Linked DNA regions of Homo sapiens: region 1 is linked to region 2. A link is a contact called in ENCODE Hi-C data. All regions are on one chromosome and are shown on one strand. Each heading gives the region's core, a stretch centred on a gene start or an enhancer-like site at or near the end of the contact. The rest is flanking DNA. Distances are from core to core; before and after follow the strand shown.

Region 1 (3,166 bases), core at 302-2,801, 86 kb after region 2:
ACAGCCAGTTACGATATTCCCAGATGGCTAGGACACAGACCATTCTTCCAGATCTGGAAATGCTAACAATGTTTCATTACCACAGCCCTGACCAGCTTGAAGCAACCTTCCTCATACCCAAATCAAATACCTGTGTGGAGAGACTAAATCTGTCTAAAGGCGACACAACCCACCCCGACTCATGTGTTCATGCATGCACTCAATAGGAAAACAGGGCCAGGTGTGGTGGCTCACGCCTGTAATCCTAGCATTTTGGGAGGCCTAGGTGGGCATATCACCTGAGGTCAGGAGTTCGAGACCAGCCTGGCCAACATGGTGAAACCCCATCTCTACTAAAAACACACACACACAAAATTAGCTGAGCATGGGGTGGGCACCCATAATCCCAGCTACTTGGGAGGCTGAGGCAGGAGGATCACTTGAACCTGGGAGGCGGAGGCTGCAGTGAGCCAAGATTGCACCACCGCACTCCAGCCTGGGTGACAGAGTGAGACTCTGTCTCAAAAAAAACCAAAACCAAAACAAAACAAAATATATATATATATGAAAACAGAAGAAAAGGGCACTGCAAGCTGGAAGGTGTCCTAAGAGAGGATGGCACAGAGGGGATCTCCTAAATTAGCCTGAGCTTTCTTCCAGACCCTTCCTTCCAGGAATGCTAACATTGTTAGCATTTCTCCTAATGCATCCTGCAGAGCTCAAATATTTTCAGAGTGCCTACTTTGTGTAACCACGATTGCACCTCTGGCTATTTTTTAAAGTCCAAGAATAGCCTAGATCAGCCAGATGCTTATAGATCCTGCCAATAACCAGGCCCAGCTTTGCAAGAGCTTTGCAAGAGGTCAAGCTTTGCTTTGCAAAGGCCCAGCTTTGCAAGAGGTCAAGATGCTCCTGGCCCTGCTGGCTCCCAGAGAGCCTTCCTCTCCTCCCCTAAGCCTCACAACTCCCAGGAGAAGATTCTGCAGATGGAAGCCCCGAGGTCCAGGGAGGTTCCAGGATTCACCCAGGGTTGCTCTGCTTGATAGGTGCAGGATTCAGGGCCAGGAGGACCCAGATCCAAGGCACCTGGTCTGGCATATTTTCAGGCCCAGAGATGGGGAATGATCTGTCCAAAGGGGACTTCTGATGAAGGAAAAATGAGACAGTATTCATTGAATACCTATTGCATGCCATGGGGTGACGGTGGGCAGGGCCACATGGTCCCCAGCTGCTATGCTCTCCAGAGGGATGATCAGATTTGTCCCAAGTGTCCTTTACATGGCCAATTGCCATGCGTGTCTCATTATTCAAAAGGAGAAATTAACATTTAATAGAAAAGAAAAAAGAAAGAGATGGAGGAAGATGGGAGGATGGGAAGGAAGGAAGGAGGGAAGGAAGGAAGGAAGGAAGAAGGGAGAGAGAGAAGAGAAGGAGGGAGGAAAGAAGGAAGGAAGGGTACAGGGAAAAAGGAAAAAAGGAAGAGAGGAAGGAAGGAAGGAAGGGAGGGAGGGAAGGAGGGGGGAGGGAGGGAAGGAGGGGGGAGGGAGGGAAGGAGGGGGGAGGGAGGGAGGGCAGGAGACAAACCTCGGAAGGGCTGCCCCTCAGAGACATCAAGTGGAATATGAATACTGATTTCTAACCCCACTTCCAACTCCTGAGTGCTTTACGCTGGGCTACAAGGTTCTCAATGTCTCAGTGCCTCAGCGTTCTGATTTATCTTATGGAAGCCTGCCTCATCTATTCATATATTGCATTCTTAAACACAGAATAACAACAACAGCAATGACAACAATGCTAATAGCGCTCCAACAGAGCTTGCTGTGTGCCCAGCCCTGTTCGAAGTGCTCCCCAACTTTGGCCCCTAGGATGCTCAGGACGGCCCTCTGAGCAGGCACTGATGTCGTCCCCCTCACATGCAGAGAAACCAAGACATGAGCGTGGTCAGGTCGTTCGTGCAGAGCCACCGGGCTGGGGATGGGCAGAGCTGGAGTGTGTGGGCACAGGATCGGGGTTTGTCACCACTGTGCTGCACTGCCTCTGCACCCCAACTAGGCCTCACGCTGATGGAGACATCGCAGTGCATGGGAGAACATTCACTGCGTGGTGCTGAGGACGCAGCAGGCACTCGGTACAACCTGTTCCTTGCGTGGCCCGCTAGCTTTGGGTCCCAAAATAATCTGCCTCCTGAATCTGCAACTTTCTCCCCACCTGCTGGGCATTCTCTTAATTCAACCGAAGCCTCTCCCTGTCCCCATTAGGACGGCCACTCCCAACAGGAGTTCCCGGCCTGTGAAGGCCAACCGGTCGGGGCTCAGCACCCCATTATCATTCTGCCACTTTCCAAAGGAAATTATAAGCACTTTGTGTCAACCCTCATCTGTCCCGGCAGCCGCACCGCAGGAAAGCGATTGAGGTCAGAGAAGGCAGACAGCCTACCCATCACACCCGCCGCGGCCATTCCTCATGTAGTGACATGCAATCTCCCGCCAAGGGTCACCTCTGGGGAAGCGATTCCTTCAAGCCTAGAACAAGTGCCGAATTGCAGCTTTGCCGAATGATCATGTGGAACACATTGAAAATAGCCGCCTCAGTAATAAATGCTTAACCAAAGCAGCCCCTTCCTCCGGCATAACCAGGAGCATATTTACTGTAAATATGTTAACCAATTCATGCTGCAGCACATGGCCGAGGAGTCAGCTTCCCAGGCAGCAAAGAGCAAACCCCCGCTGGGCTGAGAAGGAGCAAGCCGCAAAGGAGAGGATTGTGTCCGCCAGGAAAAGGAAGAGGCAGGAAAAGGCACCTGGGACAGAGGAGCCTCCTGCAGGCCCCACAGCCCCACCCGACAGAGGAGTGGCGAGAAGGGGACTTGGCATTCTGCATCTTGCCGTCACCTCTGTGCCCCACGGAATCTGTGAGTTAAGACTGGCTCCAAGAGAAGTGGCGTTTGTGTTTCTCCTTCATTTCCTGCTCACATGGTGAAGTCCGTAGTGTGACAGCTCTGAACTCCACAGGATGAATCAGGGTCAGGGGAGAGGACAGGAGGAAAGAAGGAGCGAGAGAAAGGGGAGAGAGAGAGAGGAGACGGGAGAGTGATGGCGAGAGACAGAAATATGAATGAGAAACGGGAAAAAAATCGAGAAGATGATGAGAAGCCTGAAAGACAGAGAAAGCAATCTAAGATGAGAAA
Region 2 (3,006 bases), core at 146-2,645:
GCAAACAAAAATATAGTATGGCATCAGAAAAAAGAAATAGTGAGTGTATTGGTAATCTATGGCTGCATAATAAATTTCCCAAAATGTAGTGGCACAATTTCTGGGGGCCAAGAATCCATCTGCATGGCTCTGGCTTAGGAGCTCTTGTGAAGTTGCAGTCCAGATGGTGGCCAGGACTGCAGTCTCATCTGAAGGCTTAACTGGGGCTGAAGGCTCCACTTCCCAGGTGGCTCTCAAACATGCTTGCCAAGTTAGTGCTGGCTGTTGGCAGGAGGCCTCAGTTTCTCTCCATACATACATCTCCAAAAAGTTGCTTGAGCACCCTCATGACATGGCATCTGGCTTCCTCCACTGTGAATCATCCAAGAAATTGCTGGGGGAGGCCGAAATTTCACTTATGACCTAATCTCAGAGGTCACACACCATCCCTCTCCACCACATTCTATTCTCCAAGAGCAAGTCAAAAAGTCCAGCCCACACTCAAGGAGAGGGGAATGAATCATTGCCTTTTGAAGGGAGGAGTGTCAAAGAATGTAATGACATATTTTAAAACCACCACAAAGAGTGCCAGAAGGCCAGAATGATGTGACAAGTAGATGCTGTCAAAGTCTTTGGAAAGAGCCTCCCAGGGAGAAGATCTGCAAGGACAAAGGCCTAGAGGTGGGAGTGAGCTTGTCATGTTTGGAAACAAGAAGGTGTGGATGAGGCTAGAGTGTGTAAAGAAAGCAGGGATCAAAGAAGACCTGGTTGGAGTAAGGCAGGAGGGGGGCTGTGGTGACCAAGGTATGCAGTGTGGATTCTAGCCCACTGCAGATTTTATGGAGTGCTTGCCTGTGCCAATTTTTCGACTCCCTCCAGAACTTCGTGTGAGAGGTGCTATTGTTATTCCCACTGTAAAAAGGAGTATGCTGAGGCCCAGAGAAGTTAAGAAAGGTCACACACCTACCTGTGAATCCGGAGCTCAGGTGTGCATTCAAGCAGGCCAGCCTCAAAGGCAACAGTGCTGATGTATTCCAGAGGGAATGCTGCAAGGAACATACAGAGACATTGGGGTGAAAATGCTTCTGAAGGGAAAATAGGTGGAGAAAGAGAGAGAAACAGAAGACGTGGAACTGAGATGCCAAGAGATACAATGACAGAGAAAGACAGCAAGGGAGACAGAGGAGGATTAAGCATCAGAAATCTTTAGGCAGGCAGACACAAGGAGGTGGAGAGAAAAATAAAGTAAGAGACAGAGACCTGGAGACAGGGGAGGCATGGGATGGAGGAGGTGAGCCAGCATGTGCATGGCGTGCGTGAGTGCAGTGCCTTTGCGCTGGGTGGTGCCGGGACCCCGCTAACTCAGACCATCCATCGCTCCTGTCTCTCATCAGCAGGAGGGCCGGGGGAGGGAGAGAAAGCTGACAGGAGACAGTGTGATTCCAGTAATTCCAGATGAAATCACAGCCAGAAGGCTTGCCAGGAAGTGGGGTGGGGTGGTCAGGGAGAGGGAGGGAACGTCCAGAGAAAGTTTAGCAAATAGCTTTACAATTCCCTCCTCCATACCCTCAAAATGCCGTAGATATGGGGTGGGGAGGATGGCCCTGAGTTTCGGGCTGGGATCAAGGCATCCAGGAGGGGAGCTTGTGCCCACTGACAAGGAGGACGTCTGCCTCCATCAGTCTATGTGAGGATCCAAGGAGGAACACATATTTTCGTGGTTGGTTTTCATACCGCTTTCCTGTCCTTTGCTCTAGAACAGCCCCTCACCTTTTTTCCTTCCTTTTTAATGACATTGACGTTTTTGAAAAGTCTGGACCAACTGTGTTTTGAATGTCTCACGATCTGGGTTTGTCCAGTGATGTCCTCACCATCTGATTGAGGGTAAGCCTTTTGGGCAGTCACATCACAAAGGTATGTGTTGTCCGTTGCATCTCTTCAGGGGACATATGATGTCACTTGGTCCCATTACTGAATATGCTAAGTATTTGGTCAGTTGGTTAAGGTGGGATCCACTAGATGTTTCTACTGTTAAAGAACCCCTTTCCCTGTGTAAATAATATAATCTGTGGGATAGTATTTCGGGAGTATGTAAACACCCCTTTCTCTCGTAAACTTTCAACCAGTAGTTTTGGAATCCATTAATGATCCTTGCCAGAATCAAATATTGCAGGGATGACTGCAACACGGAGTTCTGAAATTTATGTATTTTTTCACACTGTTAACATTCTTTGGTAAAGAAGGGTTTCCCGCTGCTCTCCTCTTATTTTAAATACTATGCATGAGCAATTTTTAATGCTCCAATTGTCCCAGGTTTAGCTGGGTGGACCCCTGCAAGCTGGCCCCTGCATCCTTGTACATGTGCCTCCTTCATTCTTTGAGAACTTCCTAACTTTCTGACACAATAAAATGTTCCAGACTCATCTTCTATTTTCCTTGTTCAAATCCTTAAACCATCCATTTCTCCAAGATGACCTGATCCCTTTCAATGGAAAATGGTATTTAAAAGCCGTGATATCAAGGCAGGAGAATCACTTGAGCCCAGGAGTTCCAGACCAGCCTGGGCAAAATGACAAAACCCCATCTCCACCAAGAAAAATACAAAAATTAGCCAGGCATGGTGGCGCATGCTTATAGTCACAGCTACTCAGGAGGTTGAAGTGGGAGGATCACTTGAGCCCAGGAGGTCAAGGCTGCAGTGGGCCAAGATCATGCCATTGCACTCCAGCCTGAGTGACAGAGTGAGATACTATCTCAAAAATGAATAAAATAAAATAAAAGCCAAAATACATGTTCTAGGTGTGCTTGTTACTACAAAGGTATTGCTATTTCTAGTTTCTTTCAGTAAATAGAAGACACACTTGAGTTCATTCTGATGCCTCCAAATTAAATCCAACATCACAAAGTTCTTTCTCACAATTCCCTCATTCCATATCATATCTCTCTGATTTCACGGTGAGAACCCCATTTCCCCCAATATCAACATATTTGCTCAATGGTTTCAGAATTACACTGATCCTACTATCA

The links. A loop is a pair of places that touch in the nucleus more often than their neighbours do.
Region 1: a loop to region 2 is called in a map of head of caudate nucleus, with 2.5 times the contacts of the local background. The contact joins the promoter of LINC02554 here to the promoter of LINC01638 in region 2. A Hi-C loop is called at or near these places in 3 of 168 maps with a recorded cell type or tissue (Caco-2, head of caudate nucleus and heart left ventricle).

The regions. Positions count from the first base shown.
Region 1 is chr22:27,309,100-27,312,265 of GRCh38, forward strand. LINC02554 (long intergenic non-protein coding RNA 2554) reads left to right here and starts at 1,552. Exons shown (of 2, transcript NR_134581.1): 1 at 1,552-3,166. RefSeq lists enhancers at 1,523-2,297, 2,298-3,071.
Region 2 is chr22:27,223,284-27,226,289 of GRCh38, forward strand. It overlaps LINC01638 (long intergenic non-protein coding RNA 1638), which reads right to left and starts at 1,396. Exons shown (of 3, transcript NR_171021.1): 1 at 1,240-1,396; 2 at 947-1,025.